Linked DNA regions of Homo sapiens: region 2 is linked to region 1. Evidence: chromatin loops called from intact Hi-C (ENCODE). Cell type or tissue: CD4-positive, alpha-beta T cell. All regions are shown on one strand. Each heading gives the region's core, and the rest is flanking DNA. Links, peaks and the distances in the headings are about the cores only.

The links. Peaks named below come from ENCODE experiments on the same cell type or tissue, not always from the same donor. Only the 100,000 strongest peaks of a DNase experiment are listed, where the experiment ranks them.
Region 2: it touches region 1 in a loop (4-fold over the local background); 2 of 110 quality-filtered maps call a loop at or near these places.

Annotation. Positions count from the first base shown.
Region 1 is chr17:56,139,445-56,147,603 of GRCh38, reverse strand. It overlaps a transcript of ANKFN1 not described here. Among named protein-coding and RNA genes, the nearest start is that of ANKFN1, 10 kb to the left of the region's middle. In CD4-positive, alpha-beta T cell, for the core only: no CTCF peak of the experiment used is centred there; no DNase peak of the experiment used is centred there.
Region 2 is chr17:56,253,747-56,261,905 of GRCh38, reverse strand. All of the region lies in intron 3 of ANKFN1 (ankyrin repeat and fibronectin type III domain containing 1), which reads right to left. It overlaps LOC124904035 (a long non-coding RNA gene), which reads right to left. Exons shown (of 2, transcript XR_007065856.1): 1 at 7,686-8,159; 2 at 3,547-3,970. Among named protein-coding and RNA genes, the nearest start is that of ANKFN1, 100 kb to the right of the region's middle. In CD4-positive, alpha-beta T cell, for the core only: no CTCF peak of the experiment used is centred there; no DNase peak of the experiment used is centred there.

The DNA.
Region 1 (8,159 bases), core at 2,057-7,056:
GGGCGGTTCTCATGATAGGGAATTAGTTCTCATGAGATCTGATGGTTTTATCAGGGGCTTCCCCTTTTGATCAGTACTCACTCCATCCTGCTGCCCTGTGAAGAAGGTGCCTGCTTCTCCTTTGTCTTCCACCATGATTGTAAGTTTCCTGAGGCCTCCCTAGTAATGTGAAACTGTGAGCCAATTAAACCTCTTTCCTTTATAAATTACCCAGTCTCAGGCAGTTCTTTATAGCAGCATGAGAATGGACTACTACAATAAATTGGTACCAGTAGAGTGAGGTGCTGCTATAAGGATACCCAAAAATGTGGAAGGGACTTTGGAACTGGGTAACAGGCAGAGGCTGGAACAGTTTGGAAGGCTCAGAAGAAGACAGGAAGATGTGGGAAGGTTTGGAACTTCCTAGAAACTTGTTGAACGGCTTGACCAAAATGCTGATAGTGGTATGGACAATGACATGTCCAGGCTGAAGTGGTCTCAGATGGAGATGAGGAACTTGTTGGGAAATGAGGCAAAGGCAACTCTTGTTATACTTTAGCAAAGAGACTGGTGCCATTTTGCCCTTGCCCTAGAGATCTGTGGAACTTTGAACTTGAGAGAGATGTTTTAGGGTATCTGGCAGAAGAAATTTCTAAGTGGCAAAGCACTCAAGAGGAAGCAGACATAAAAGTTTGGAAAATTTGCAGCCTGATGATGCCACAAAAAAGAAAACCCCATTTTCTGGGGGAGAAATTCAAGCTGGTTGTAGAAATTTGCATAACTAACAAGGAGCTGAAAGTTAATCACCAAGACAACGAGGAAAATGTCTCCAGGGCATGTCAGAGACCTTCAGTCCCTCCTATCACAGCCTTGGAGGCCAGGGGGTAAAAATGGTTTCCTGGCCCAGGGCCCAGGGCCTCCCTGCTTTATACAGCCTCAGCACACAGTGCCCTGCATCCCAGCTGCTTCAGCTCCAGCCACAGCTAAAAGGGGCCAATGCACAGCTCAGGCCATTGCTTCAGGGGGTGCAAACCCTAAGTCTCAGTGGCTAACACATGGTGTTGGGTTTGTGGGTGCATAAAAGTCAAAAACTGAGGTTTGGGAACCTTAAAAATTGAGGTTTGGGATGGGTGGAAATGCCTGGATGTCCAGGCAGAAGTTTGCTGCAGGGGCAGAGCCTTCATGGAGAACCTCCACCAGGGCAGTATGGAAGAAAAATGTAGGGTTGGAGCCCCCACATACAGTCCCCACTGGGGCATGACCTAGTGGAGCTGTGAGAAGAGGCTCACTGTTCTCCAGACCCCAGAATGGTAGATCCACTAACAGGCTGCACCATGCACCTGGAAAAACTGCAGACACTCAATGCCAGCCATGAAAGCAGCTGAGAGGGGGCCTGTACCCTGCAAAGCCACAGGGTAGAGCTGTCCAAGGTCATGAGAGCTCACTTCTTGCATCAGCATAATCTGGATGTGACACATGGAGTCAAAGGGGATCATTCTGGAACTTTAAGGTTTAATGACTGCCCCACTGGATTTTGGACTTGCATGGGGCCTGTAGCCCCTTAGTTTTGGCCAATTTCTCACATTTAGAATGGGTGTATTTACACAATGCCTATACCCCCATTGTATCTAGGAAGTAACTAACTTGCTTTTGATTTTACAGGCTCATAGGTGGAAGGAACTTGTCTTGTCTCAGATGAGACTTTGGACTGTGAACTTTTGAGTTAATGCTGGAATGAGTTAAGACCTCAGGCAATTGTTTGGAAGGCATAATTAGTTTTGAAAACTTGCCTTGTCTCAGCTGAGACTTTGGCCTGTGGACTTTTGAGTTAATGCTGATGTGAGTTAAGACTTTGGAGGACTGTTGGGAACGCATGATTGGTTTTGAAATGTGAGGACAGGAGATTTGGGAGGGTCCAGGGGCAGAATAATATGGTTTGGCTATGTGTCCACCCAAATTTCACCTTGAATTGTAATTCCAGTAATCCCCACGTGTCAAGGGTGGGACGAGGTGGAGGTAATTGAATCATGGGGGTGGTTTTCCTGATGCTATTATTGTGACAGTGAGTTAGTTCTCATGAGATCTGATGGTTTTATCAGGGGCTTCTCCCTTCACTTGACACTCAATCCTGCTGCTCTGTGAAGAAGGTGCCTGCTTTTCCTTTGCCTTCTGCCATGATTGTAAGGTTCCTGAGGCCTCCCCAGCAATGTAGAACTGTGAGTCAATTAACCCTCTTTCCTTTATAAACTACCCAATCTTGGGCAGTTCTTTATGGCAGCATGAGAATGGACTAATACTACAGGTTTTACACATCTGCTAGCAAAAAACATTCTATTTTTCTGACTCCCTTTATGTCTGTCTGTTGGTCTGACAGCTCACTGAAGTCAGGGAAAGATCCTTTAATTTCTTTTGTACCCATTCCATGGTTTCTAATTCCCATTGCCTGCTCAGTGCACACTCACTGCTTGTTTCTCACCCATGCCTGCCTTATAGAACAAGATAAAATTAAAAACACCTACCCCTTTTGTGTGGGCAGTGTTTCTGCCAAGGCAACGATTCAGCTCCTTCCTGGTATGAGGGCCTGAGCTGCCCCAAGGAGAGGGGAAAGATTAAGCATCTGTAATAAATGTTCCCTAGGCAGGGAGGGAAAAATCACCTAACACTCTTGTGGTTTTTAGAAAAAAAAAAGGGTAAGAGAAGAGAAGGAGGAAAAAGAAAATCCTGAGCTTTAAACAAGTGGCCAGGCTGTTTGTCACCTGTAAAATGAGGCGATGGAAAGCAGGAAAGGGCAGTGGTCCCTGGGTCTGCTTCAGGGATTTGTGCCTCAGACATCTGCTCCAATGCTCCTCGGCTGTCCATCTGCAATTTCTTTTTCTTTAACAAAAACAAAGAACCCTCACTGGACTGAAGTTTCCCACCTGGGCTGAATTTTCAGACCTGGCCTAGGTGGTCCCTAAGTAAATAATTTTATCCTCACTCACTCACCTCCTCCTGAGGAAAAAAACCCATCTTTTTGCTCAGTGAGAGAAGAAAGCACCCAAACCAAACAACAGATTCTCTGCAGCATTGGAACTCTCATTCTAGGGACTCCCGCGAGGGCATGCGGTTTAAATCAGAGTACCCAAGCTACTTGTCTATCTCCTGGGTAAACCTGATTAACATGGACTCAGAGAGAAAGGTTGGATGCATGCCAAAGTACTTTAGTGCCTGTGTAGACTGGTGCATGGACTTTTCCCATCACCCAATAGTTCTAGAAGTCCACCTGCAGGCAAAAAGTAAAGAAACAGCCTGACCTAAAGTGCAACCTGTGGTGTACTCTTGATTTTTCACATGGAGCCCTTCATGATTTCACCATAGCTGATAGATTCAATAGAAGTCCTCCTGCTGTAGAGAGAATTTCTGTGGTCCTTTTGCCTCTGCATTCATTTGGTTTGGGCTGTTTTTTTTTTTTTTTTTTTTTTTTTTTTTCAGATGCGCCTCTGTTTGTGTCAGGCACTTGTGCTAGGCTGGAGGGATCCAAAGATGAACAAATGACAACCTCTGCCCTCTGGGAGCACACAGCTCTTGTGATAAGGATAAAAATCCAGACTGATGATTATAAAGTGATCAGTTTGCTAGGGTTACTATAGCAGATTATCACACACTTGGTGGCTTGAAAAAGCCTCCACTTAACCTCTCACAGTTCTGGGGGACAGAAGTCTGAAATCCAGGCGTCAGCAAGGTTGGTTCTTTCTGGAGACTTTGCAGAAGAATCCATTCCATGCCTCTCTCCTGGCTTCTGGTGGCTGCTGGCAGTCCTTGGGATTCGTTGGCTTGTAGCTGCGTAATTCCAATCTCTGTGTTCGGCTTCACTTGGCCTTCTCCTTGTGTCTCTGTGTCACATATCCCTCTCCTTTATCTTATAAGGACGCATCACTGGATTTATAGCCCATGCTAAACCCAGGATGACCTCATCCAAAGACCCTTGACTTAATTATATCTGCAAATATCTTATTTCCAAATCAGGTCACATTCATAAAGTAATGGGGCTTAGGGTTTGGATATATCTTTTGAGAGAACACAATTCAATCTACTGCAAAGATCAAATATGATAGGTACTATAAAAATAGAGGCAAGCACAGAACATGATTGTAGCAGAGAAGAGAATGGTCCATTGCAGCTGAGTGAGAGTCAGGAAAGGGCTCTAGAGGAGGTGGCTCATAAGGGGAGTTTTGGGGGGACAAGCTGGCGTGTGTCCCAAGGAGGGGCTGCTTGTGTGAAAGTGAAGAGGTTTGCAAGTGTCATAAAGGGGATGACTCCAACTTTGGCACTTGAGTGTTGGCAGGATCCTGGAATCCCTTCTGTGCTCAACCATCCTCTCCACCACTGCCTTTGATACCTGACAAGAAAGACCTCTCTGAGCTGGCTGGAATTTCAAACAGTGCAGCCTCTAGCCTACCATGCGTGAAGCCCCCAAACTTGGCCTCTCATCTAAACATAAAAAAGCCCCAAACTACCCCCCAACCCCACCCCTAATTGTTCTCCTTCTCATCATTGGAATTCTTCGCAATGTCTTCTCTTCCTGAGAATCTCAGCTTCCTGTGAATACTAACTAAACATTCATTCATATTCATTGGTGAGGGTCATCTGTCTCAGCCTCCAAATGCATTCCTGGGTGAGTGATCAGATCGCGCCTCTGGGAAAACTGACCAAATAGAAAAAATGGTGGGAGTGGGGAATCATAGAGTATTTGTGTGAATGGCTTGTGTGGAGTGTGAGTAGGGTGGAGGAGAAGTTAGTTCGCATTGGAGAGGTAAACAGAAGGCAAATTACAGAGAGTCTACAATAACAAAACTCCTACAGCAAAACACAAACTGGAAAAGGTGTATCAAAGCCAAATAGCTCAAATTCACCTGTAAAACACAGGTGCTGCTGCTTTGGGACCACCCTGGTTCTCAAGAAATGAAGGCTTCAGCATGAGGAAATACAGGATAGGATGGATGAAGAAACAAAAGTCTGAAGCGTGGAGAGCCTTCTAGAGGTGGAGCTTCCTGTCTTTAGAGCCAGAATTTTCCAGGGTCTGAATTTCATTCTGTAAGCCTGTTTGAGGTGAGTTAGCCCTTTAGGCATGTGGTGCAGATGATTAAAGTTCTTGGCCAGTGTCCATTGAGCCCATCACTAGCTTACAAATGTTATGTGTTGCAAAAGAACCTTTTGTTGGGCCAGAGGAATGATTTACTCTTCATGGAGTGAACTTGGCCAATAGCTACTCTTGACATAAGTGTGGAGGGACAAAACAATAAGGAGATTTGCAACTTGTCGTTTCCACCCAGTTGACAAAATTATCAGAGCAGCATTTGTGTGACTTCTTTTTTGACTCCCATGAAACTCCCTAGACCATAAAGTAAGCCCTAGCTGGCCAGGTGCGGTGGCTCATGCCTGTAATCCCAGCACTTTGGGAGGCCAAGACAGGCAGATCATGAGGTCAAGAGATCGAAACCATCCTGTCCAACATGATGAAACCCTGTCTCTACTAAAAATACAAAAGTTAGCTGAGCATGGTGGTAAGGGCCTGTAGTCCCAGCTACTGGGGAGGCTGAGGCAGGAGAATCACTGGAACCTGGGAGGCAGAGTTTGCAGTGGGCCAAGATTGCACCATTGCACTCCAGCCTGGGCGACAGAGCCAGACTCCATCTCAAAAAAAAAAAAAAAAAAAAAAAAAGTACACCATCGTTATGAAAAAGAGGGGGCTATCTTACACACTCACTGATGTGTGGTTAGAAGTGCTTTTTGATTAAGGATGTCTGAGCTTGCTTTAGTGTAAAACAGTTCATGAATTTGTGGAAATTATCCACCCCCACACTGATTGTTCTGCTTCAGCTGAGGTCACAGCATCAGGGTGAGGATTTGTGTGGAAATTCAAACTGCACTGGAACGCTGTGCTCAAATAATTCCTGCTCCCCCACCCCCCACACACACCCTGATGAGTTTTTGCGAATGATCCTTTATCCTAAATATCCCACCACTCCAGGAACACTATATGGGTGATTCAGAAGGCCACATCCCATGCATTCTTGTTGCCCTTCCAAACTCATTATTTATGTGTGGCTTTGGATGGTCTTCAGAAGATTTGCTGAAGCATTCACACCACTCCAATCCAAAACTTCACTCTATTGCTAGACCATTCTTTATGTGACAGCTATGGCATCCCAGATCATTTTAGAGTCAAATGTCAGGCACATGCCCTTTCAAAGATAGAAAATGGAGGGGAAATCGCCAGCTGCCCCAATCTTCAACTACTTCTCCTTAAAGGCCCTATGGTATTCCATATTAGAGGCTTGGAAAATCACCACACGTCTGTCAGCAAACTGCGGAATTGTACTGGCAAGATTGGCTTGTGGTGGCGCTGTCTACAGATTTGTGTTTCTTGTCTGCCTGCCAACACCCACTGTCCCTGATAAATGTAGCGCTCAGAGATGGCTAACAAGAGAGGTGGATTGTAGCACACACACCAAGCCCCTGGAGAAGATCAGTGAGGGGAGGTTTAGAAATAAAGCAGAGATGGTGAGATTGAGAATTAGAGAATCTGGGTGCACATCCAGAAAGCCAGGAGCAAATCAATGCTTAAATCATTACGTGCATAGCTCCAGTAGGTAAGGCTGATAGTAGGGACTGTGGAGATATAAAGAAACACATGATGTGACCTTTACTTTCAATGAGCTTTCAGACCATGTGTGGCTAACAGATGTCCTACTTGGGAGTGTAAGCGACAACATAATTTAATAAATGGAGGAGATAAAGGTTATATCTATGATATATTAGTAGTGAACATAGGGTAAGAGATATATTCCAATTTGGCATACTTAGGGAACATACACATTTGTATTTATTTAATGTGTTATATAGCCATTACCAGTTCTGAGTGCTCTAACCAGATGCTAACTCATTTAATTCTCCTCACAATCCTATGATGCAGGCATTATTAGAATATTCACTTCTTTTTAGATGAACAAACAGAAACAGAGAGCTTAAGTAGGTTGCCCAAGGTCATCCAGCTACTAGGTGGCAGAGTCGGGATTCAAAACATCATGGAAGGGAAAAGAAGTTTGGTTGGACTTTGAAGGCAGGTTAGAATTTGAAAGACAAGAAAATAAGAAAGTCTTTCAGCTGCAGGATGGCAGGCCACTAGTGAGAAAGGGAAAGACATAATGAAAGAGTCATACTCCTCCCTTTCGGATGGTTGATCTTATGGTGCCATGCAGGGGATATTGGAAAGGGGAGCTGAAAAACAAGCTGAAAGACTATGCAGTCATTTAACCCACACTTGGCTTAGGAAATGGGTATTAATGGACAAATTCAAAAGAATCTATAAGTGAGGAATTGACACAAATTGGTGACTAACTAGATATGAAAAAAAAGGTTATGGAAAGTCAGTGCCTTCTCTCAAGTTTTGACCTAGGAAACAGCAGTGCCATTGATGGAATTAAGGAAGCCAAGATGAAGCAGGAGTTCTAGAAAGATCAGTAATGTTTTAGATGTTTTGAGTTCGAGATGATTGCAGACTTCTAAATATACACGTCCATCAAGCAATCGCTTAAGTGGGACTTGAACTTAGGAAAGTGGTCAAATTTGAGTTTATAGATTTAGGAACAATTAGTGCAGAAGTAATACAGCTGCTCCAAGGGATAGAAGAGCAGAGGTTAAGGACTGAACTTTGTTTCAATCCAGTTGCCAGAGGAAATGGATTAACTAATAATCAAACAGAGAAAAGGATATGAAGAAACGTATAAAACCGAGATAGTGTAACACTGTGGAAACCAAGGGACGATGATACAAAAAAGTTGGTAATGTGGTCAGTAATGTGTAATGCTGCAATGAGGCTACGGAGAATAGGAAGAAATGTCCTATACAGCATTTAAGGGCCAGAAAAAAGACAGTGACTTCTGAGCAGCCTCTATAAGTGGGGTGGTCCTTTTCTCACTTCTTCAGGCTGAGTTTGACTGTTCCGTTAACATTTCCTGATATAGAATGGTTTTAAAGTTTTCAACCTTCTATCACTTTCCTCTGTCTGTCGGCAACAGAGCATAATGGGGGGAAAATCACATGGGCTCAAATCCAAATTTGTTTTTACCTCTGCCGGTAAAAACAAATTTGGCAACCAACTGAGCAGGTCACAAGCTGAGGGCAGAACCCCTGATTCT
Region 2 (8,159 bases), core at 1,342-6,341, 120 kb before region 1:
TTAATATTGAGTGTCAACTTGATTGGATTGAAGGATGCAAAGTATTGTTCCTGGGTATGTCTGTGAGGGTGTTGCCAAAGGAGATTAACATTTGAGTCAGTGGACGGGGAGATGCAGACCCACTCTCAGTCCGGGTGGGCACCATCTAATCAGCTGCCAGCATGGCTACAATAAAAGCAGGCAGAAGAACGTGGAAGGACTAGACTGGCTGAGTCTTCCAGCCTTTATCTTTCTCCCATGCTGGATGCTTCCTGCCCTTGAACATGGGACTCCAAGTTCTTCAGCTTTGGGACTCTTAGACAGTTGACCACAGACTGGAGGCTGCACTGTTGGCTTCCCTACTTTTGAGGTTTTGGGACTTGGACTGGCTTCCTTGCTCCTCAGCTTGCAGATGGCCTATTGTGGGACTTCACCTTGTGATTGTGTGAGACAATACTCCTTAATAAACTCCCTTTCATATATACATTTATCCTATTAGTCCTGTCCCTCTAGAGAACCCTAATACAATGTCAGAAACACTCACTGGAGTTATAGAGCTACCCAGGTTCAACTGCAAAGGGGAACTAACACATATTTTCTTTCTGTTAACTCAAATGCTAGCAACTCAATGTGTTTCATGTTGGTCTTCTAACAATGGCAGTTTTTGATTAATAAGAAAATGAGAAAATTATTTCTCAATAACAGCATCTGGTGTGTAGACAATATTGTTCAAAATATAGTATCTGGGAGGAAAGGAAGATAACAAGGTCCGTACAGGTGACAAGTGGGGTGCCACTGGCTTAGGGGTGGGACTCTGCACAGGCTGCTAAGCACCAGGTCACTGCTTTTTAATTTAGGTGCCAAATGAGGAAGCCAAAAAGCAAATGCAAGATGCAGAACCCATTTAGGGACAGATTCCGATCTCTGTTCAATTACCTTGTATGTTTATCTAGGAGAACAAATGGCTGAACAGTCTACTGTATTTGCATGCTCTCAAAAGAGGAGTAAGTTAACTCTCTCTGTCATTTGGGAATTAATCCTCTTTCATGTAGAAAATGTGCATATTAAAATTAGGAAGCCACCCAGGCACTAAGCAGGTGACATCGTTTGGACCTGGCTGTTCCCTAGTGTTGTTTAAAGGAGAGGTAACTGGAGTGATCACCCAAACAGCCATGCTTCTACTGTGCCTGGTGAGGCTGGCAGGGCCTGGGAGGGATTCATCAATTGTTTCAAACTATTTTTTTTGAACATTATGGGTTTGGCAAAACCCCAGACATACTTTACCGAGTACTTTTTTCCTTCATTTTTAAACCCCATGTGTATTTCAAATGCAATCCGTATGTTACTGATTCATTTGCACTTAACTCATCAAAAATGCTGGTTGGGATGAATTAGTTGATGCCCAAGGAGAAGTATGGCCTCCTTTTAAAGGAGATGTTAGAAACCTTGTCCCCACCCGCCCCTATTTGCCAAAGGCGGTGCAAAGTGAATCAGCACCCCTACCCCGCCCCACCACCACCACCACCGATTTTTAATAACATTAGAAAAGGCAATTCCAAGGAGCACTAAATTTGGGGAAATTCTTTATTCCACTCTCCCTCATTTAAAAATCTTGTGCATTTTAAGGGAAATCTAATCCATATGCCTCTGATTCATTTACACTTAAATCATTAAAATGTTGTTTTGAACAAGCCACTTGGTGAACAGAAATGAATATGAGCTTTCTTTTATTATTATTTCTTCCAGCTCTTTTCTGCAAAACAGGAAGTCACATTGGGAAAGCTGAATATCCTCCAAAAGTTTAAATTTGGTACGATAATTCTTAGGCCACCATGGTTTAGATAAATCTATTTTTGCCTATCCTTGCATGGAACCCAGTGCAGCTCTCTGCTTGGATGGCAGATGTATGCTTATAATTGCATGTAATCAGCTAAATTGCATGTGCAAGTATGTTACTTCCTTTTAGTAATTTGAAAAGAGTGTGTGTGTGTGTGTGTGTGTGTGTGTGTGTGTGTGTTTGGAGGTGGGGTGGGGGAGTGATACCAACTCTTTTGGATCCTATATATACCTGGTAGAATGGGACTGAAAAAGAAACTGTATGCTGAAAACAGAAGAGAATTTACTTGAAACTGTTTATATATTTGCCACAAGCATTAACAGGAAACACATTAGATACAGTTTTCATTAACTACGGAGTCATTGAACTAGTAGTATTATCAAGCTCACTGGCAAACTAGAAAATTTTTAGTCTCCTTTTTCTCCATCCTCTGTGATGCGAGATGCCAGTGAACTTCACTCTCTTTTTTATCATTTTATTTCCCATTCCTGAATCTCATAGTAGCTTATGGTCATTCTACTGGGAACACCTCCCTACCCCAACCTTTTCATTTTATGGAGGAGGAAACAGAAGTCTAAGAGTAAGTGACAAAACAGGGACAATCCATAGAAAATTGGGCTCCTGAAGTCAGGGAGTTTCACCACTTTGCCCTAGTAGTACTTACCAAAAACCAAATGCCTATATACAGATATTTGGCATATCATATACATTAATCTCTTCCAATCCTTAAAGCAGTCCTAACGTAGCAGCCACTGCTACTCTCCTTTTTCAGATGTGGAAATGGCAATTTTGAGCAATATTACAGAGTTTGTAAATAGAAGAGTCAGGATCTCACATGATCTCCCACAGAGGCAGCCTAGCATGGTGACTAAAAAGGAGGTCTGTGAAGTGTGTTTGAGTACTGGCTTCACCATTCAATAGCTGATGATTTTAGGCCTGTTACTTCACCTTTCTGCATCTTTGTTCCCTCAAAAATGGAGATAATAGTACCTATACGACAGAGCTGTTGTGAAGATTACATAAGATACTCCACGTCACAGTGTCTAGATATAATAAGCACTCAAGTCACATGGACACTTTATATCTCTAATACTTTGGAAATTTCATGAGCGCAAAGGAACACCTGTACCATTTAATTCCATTTATTTATTTATTTATTTATTTACTTATTTATTTTTCGAGACGGAGTCTCACTCTGTCACCCAGGCCAGAGTGCAGTGGCCCGATCTTGGCTCACTGCAAGCTCCGCCTCCCGGGTTCACGCCATTCTCCTGCCTCAGCCTCCCGAGTAGCTGGGACTACAGGCGCCCGCCACCATGCCCGGCTAATTTTTTTGGTATTTTTATAGAGACGGGGTTTCACCGTGTTAGCCAGGATGGTCTCGATCTCCTGACCTCGTGATCCGCCCGCCTCGGCCTCCCAAAGTGCTGGGATTACAGGCATGAGCCACCGCGCCTGACCTCTACCATCTTATTAATAAAGATGCCAGTACTAGATGCTGTGGGCCAGTTAATTTGTATGTATCCTGAAGTATTGCGTCTCTACCAGCCCCTTATTCCAAATTCTGCCCAGTGGTAAACAGGCTCCAGGTGCACACAGGTCTGTGGCAGAAAGTGCGTGTTGTCACCATCTTCCCAACGTGGAACCCAGCATCAAACCCTCACACCTTATGGGAATGTGAAAGCAAAATTGACATAATTTAGAGGAAAAAAATAGCATCATAGCAACCATTTTACAATATTGTCTTTATTTTCACATGAAGAGCCTAGTGCTGTCTTTAAAATACAATTTTTAAGCTAGAGTAGAGGGCGAACATTTCTAGTTTAGACCATGGGTCATGAAAGTTCCTAAAAGTTCACCTAACAGGTAAAGCCATCAGAAGCCCATTTAAATTGTGGAATGAAGATTTCATGGCAAATAAAAATGCTATATCACTTTAATAAAATCATCATGTGCAAGTGAACATGGAAAGAAGAAGGAACTGAATTTGTAAGTCCTTATCCAGCTCTTCTTACTCTGGCTGAAATTGAAAACCTCCAAGAGAAGAGCCTGTTAGCAGCCACGTCATCAATCTGCTGAAGAAGCTGGTGTTAGTGTCGAGATCTTTCTCATATTCTAAGTGGAGTAATGACAGTGAGGCTTCCAGGGCAGCATCTGAATAGGGACAGAGCGAGCAGCTGACAACGTGCTCTTAGAAGGTGGAGGGGTTAGAGAGAGGGAAGAGGACTTCGCCAGGTAAGAAACCAACATGTTTCCCCTTTGGTTCCAAAATCCTCTCCTGGAGCTCCAAATACTGCTTGAGAAAACCTATGGCAACCTGTTTTCTAGATCGAGGGTGTCACACCCTTTAATAATAATTTCTCGAATTGTCCAAAGGAAACTATGGCTGTCTGTTTCCACTGTGCTAAACACCTGGATGAAGGCTGCTGAGAGGGAGTCCCTTGAACAGGCCCCGTGTCCTCATTTCCCCGTAGCCTGGAGGGTCGGTGACTGTGAGTAAACTGGCAAGGGTTCTGAGAGGGCACCGTCCTGGGAGAGAAGCTAAGTTTGGTGTGGAGAATGTTGGAAAATGCTCCCACCACCATATCATCTGGGTGTCTGCAGGGCCTGAGCCTGTGAGATTTGCCCTCTTTTTCCAGATGTATGAGCAAGACAGAGACTGTTAATGTTGAAGGGCCAGTGAATAACCAGATGCATAGCACATCACATTAATGTGGCTCTATTGTTTGCAGTTCCATCTGCAGCCAAAGGCAAGGAACAGTGACTCCTATAGATGCTTATGGGCTCCAGGATTCTAGGATCTCTGATCATTAACTTAGCCCTCTAGTGTCGGTTTTTCTTAGTAGAGAAATGACATCTCTACTCCAAGTACCACTGCATTATCATCATTGTCATCACCACCACCATTGACATAAAAACTATTGAGTTCTTACTATACCAGGCACCAAACCAAGGACTTCAAATGATCATTTCACTAATCTACTGTAACACTTTGAAGTTGGTCCCATCACAATATTGCTATTTTAAATCAATAACCCACAGTTAAGTGAGTTAAGTGACTTCACTAAGGTCACCAGGATAGCGAGTGATAGGTCTAAGACTTGACAAAGCCTGTGATGTTGCTGTTAGGCAATCTGGGACTAATATGAATGAATCAATGAATGGGTAGACAAATAATTATAAAGATCCATTCTCACCTGACTTCCTTTAGTGACTCTTGATAATATCAGGGGATAGTAGTATTTGGTAAGAGAGCTAGGCTTGGGTTTGAATTCCAGATGAGTCACTTTCTAGATGTATGGCCTTAGGCTGGTAATTATATATGTGAACTTAATTTTCTATCTGTAAAATGGAGGATATTAGCCACTCTGTAGATTTGTTATAAATATTCTTGTGTATAATAGATAAAGGGCTTGTTTCATAATTGGTCCTTAATATGGGGTACATACTATTTTCTAACATTTTAAATGTTTATTTTAATTAATCATTGCATGTGACCTAAAGCTATCATTCAGAAAAAGAAAACTGTCAGCTAGCAGTCTCATTTTCTGCCCCCTCACTTCCTACAATTCTTACACCTTCAAAATGTGAGACTCTTCTTCTTCTGTTCTTTACTCCAGGTTTCACAACCCCAAATAATTCTCCACCATGAAAAAGCAAAGCCCGCACACTGGAGCCTCCTTTTATGAGGACAGAGAACTAGACAAGAATAGGCTTTTGTCTGCCATGAGGAAAATGCCTGAGTTTTGAGAGACTGAAAGAAATATTACATTGTTCTTATTCCACAATTTGCAAATAATTATTTCCTTCCAAGCTCACAAACAAGGGATTAAAATAAATACTTTCCCATTTCCCAATAAAATGGCTTGACTTGAGTTTTTGAAAATGTTTTCATTAATCTTTCCTAACTCCTTCACAGCTGTTCTCAGACTAACTCTAGCACTGGTGATGTACATTGCTAGAAAATGAAGGAATTCAGAGTGGAAATGGCCACTCTTGGGGCAGGGTTCAGCTCATGATACATTCTTTCTTCAGGCAAAATTACTATCTCTATATTTTATTTATTTATTAAAATTAAAATAGATATAGAGTTTTGCCAGGTTGCCCAGGCTGGTCTGGAACTCCCGGTCTCAAGCAATCCTCTTGCCTTGGCCTCCCAAAGTGCTGAGATTACAGGCATGAGCCACTGCACCCAGCCCCAAATTTCTATCTCTAATGAGTTTTCTCCATGGTAATTTTCCAGTTCCTACATAAATTCCTAATATTAGATTATGGATGCTTAACAAGTAATGATAAAATATAATCACGGTACCCAAACGTTTTAAACTTGATGGTCTTGAATGTCTAACATTTAACAAGCGTGTGTAAATGCTGTGCGATATATAATAGCCCAGTGAAAAGTTGACTCATTTACAAAGCATGATTGGGTTACACTGCCACACTGACCTTCTTGCTTTGTAAACAGGCCACATTTTCATAGGGTAACATGTAGATAAAATTTCCATTAAAAAATAACCACTTCTAAATGTATGCCATTAACTGTGACTTCTTTATGGGGCCAAGGAAAAGATGGAAATGCAGTATTTTCATTTTCATTTTTCCAGTCTGTTTCTCACAAGGAATATCCCTCCCACACTGCCTGAGTCTAAAGAGAGTAATGATTGTCTTTTGTGGGGGCAAACCTCTGTGGTTAGGGGATTGTGCTGGCAGAGAGGGATAAATCCTACTCCTAGGTGTTGGGACCTGCGCTATGCCTCAAAATAGGGAGGAATCTGAGAAAAGCTGAGACTTACTTCTGACTCTATCCCCTCTGCATCCCAAGCCACCAATCTTCCCTCCAGTATATTTGAGGGCCCCTGGTTCAAGGACTGTGGAGATACAACCAACAGTACCATCTTCTCCAAAACACCATCAACACAGGGCTGGCATAAAAGGGAATCGTCCAAGAGTTGCAAGGCCATGGTCAAGGCTGGTTTAGAATGGAGGAATTCCTTCCATGGCTACCTTTGTCCCCACCCTCAGTCCTTTCTATAAGGGTTTGTTGTCTCATTGCTCACTCTTTCTCTTTTGGACCTTCTCTGACAGCAGTCATTTAAGTCTAGTGTTAATGGATTTCAGAGGCCAGACTGGTCTGATGGCTGGAGGCAGGATGTGCAGAAAGGGGTGAAAGAGCAGGGTTCTTTGTGTCTGGGGGTTGCCATATATTTGCAGCCATGGCTACAGAATTACATTCCTCCCTTCTAGAGCACAGGTCCTTCACTCCTTCATCAGCCTCCCTCCTCACTATCCCTTCTTTCCAGGGATCTGGGGCCCATGTTCATGGTGTCCTCTCCTGGTCTCTGCTGTACCTCTGTCTTGTGAAAGTTCCATCCAAGAGTGGCTGAGGTCAATGCAACCTGGATGGAGGGCTTTTTCAAAGCTTCCCTGGTGATTCTGATGTGCACTAGGGGTTGAGAATCTCTGCTATAAAGGAATCAGAAAGAGGACCCTTGTTTCTTTCAGAGAATCAGCATGAATGCTAGGGAAATTAGACTGCTGGAAATGCCAGAGGAAAGCAGATATGGAGCTAGAACCAAGGGAAAGGACATACTGGGACATCCTGGCTATGGAAAGGAAGCACAGTCATTCACAAAATCTGGTAAGTACAACTAACCACCCTTAGATAATGAAAGGTACACTCAGACAATGTCAACAGGGCAGCTTTGTTGTAACTTTCAATGCATAAAACCACAGTGGTTCATTTACACTTAGGCTCCCGTTGGCCATGTAGCACTATCTCATTGTTATAACTTTAAAATTGGTAAAAACATTCACACTTCTCACTCTCTTGGCATTGCAGTGCTCCAGAATAGTATAAATTACCAATTACCTGGGATAATGGTGAGAATGGGGCAGTGGTTCAGAAATCCAGTGTGCTGAAGGATTGTTTTATTTGCCTTTGCTCCTCTAAGCATTTTCTGACGCATGTTCTGTTCTGGTAAAACATTAATTTTCATAAAAGGCTATTGGGGTCAGCATTAGAAAAATTTCAGCAATACTGAATATTTGTTCCCCAAATTCTTGACAGAATATATGACCTTTATAACCTTGAATGTTCCATCTCACAGTCGTTGTTAAAAACTCAGTTTAAAGAGATAATAAATAGGGCTTACACAGAAGATATGAAGATACATATGTAAATACCCAAAATACAATGTCTGGGCACACTCCAATAGTCCAATCAAAGCAAATCCTTTATTATTGCTCTAGGTGGTGTAAGTGTTATCCCGGATAGCCCTGAATAAAGCTGGGACCTCAGTGAGCTGTACACCTGGACTCATAATGTTCTGGCCTTTTTATTTTT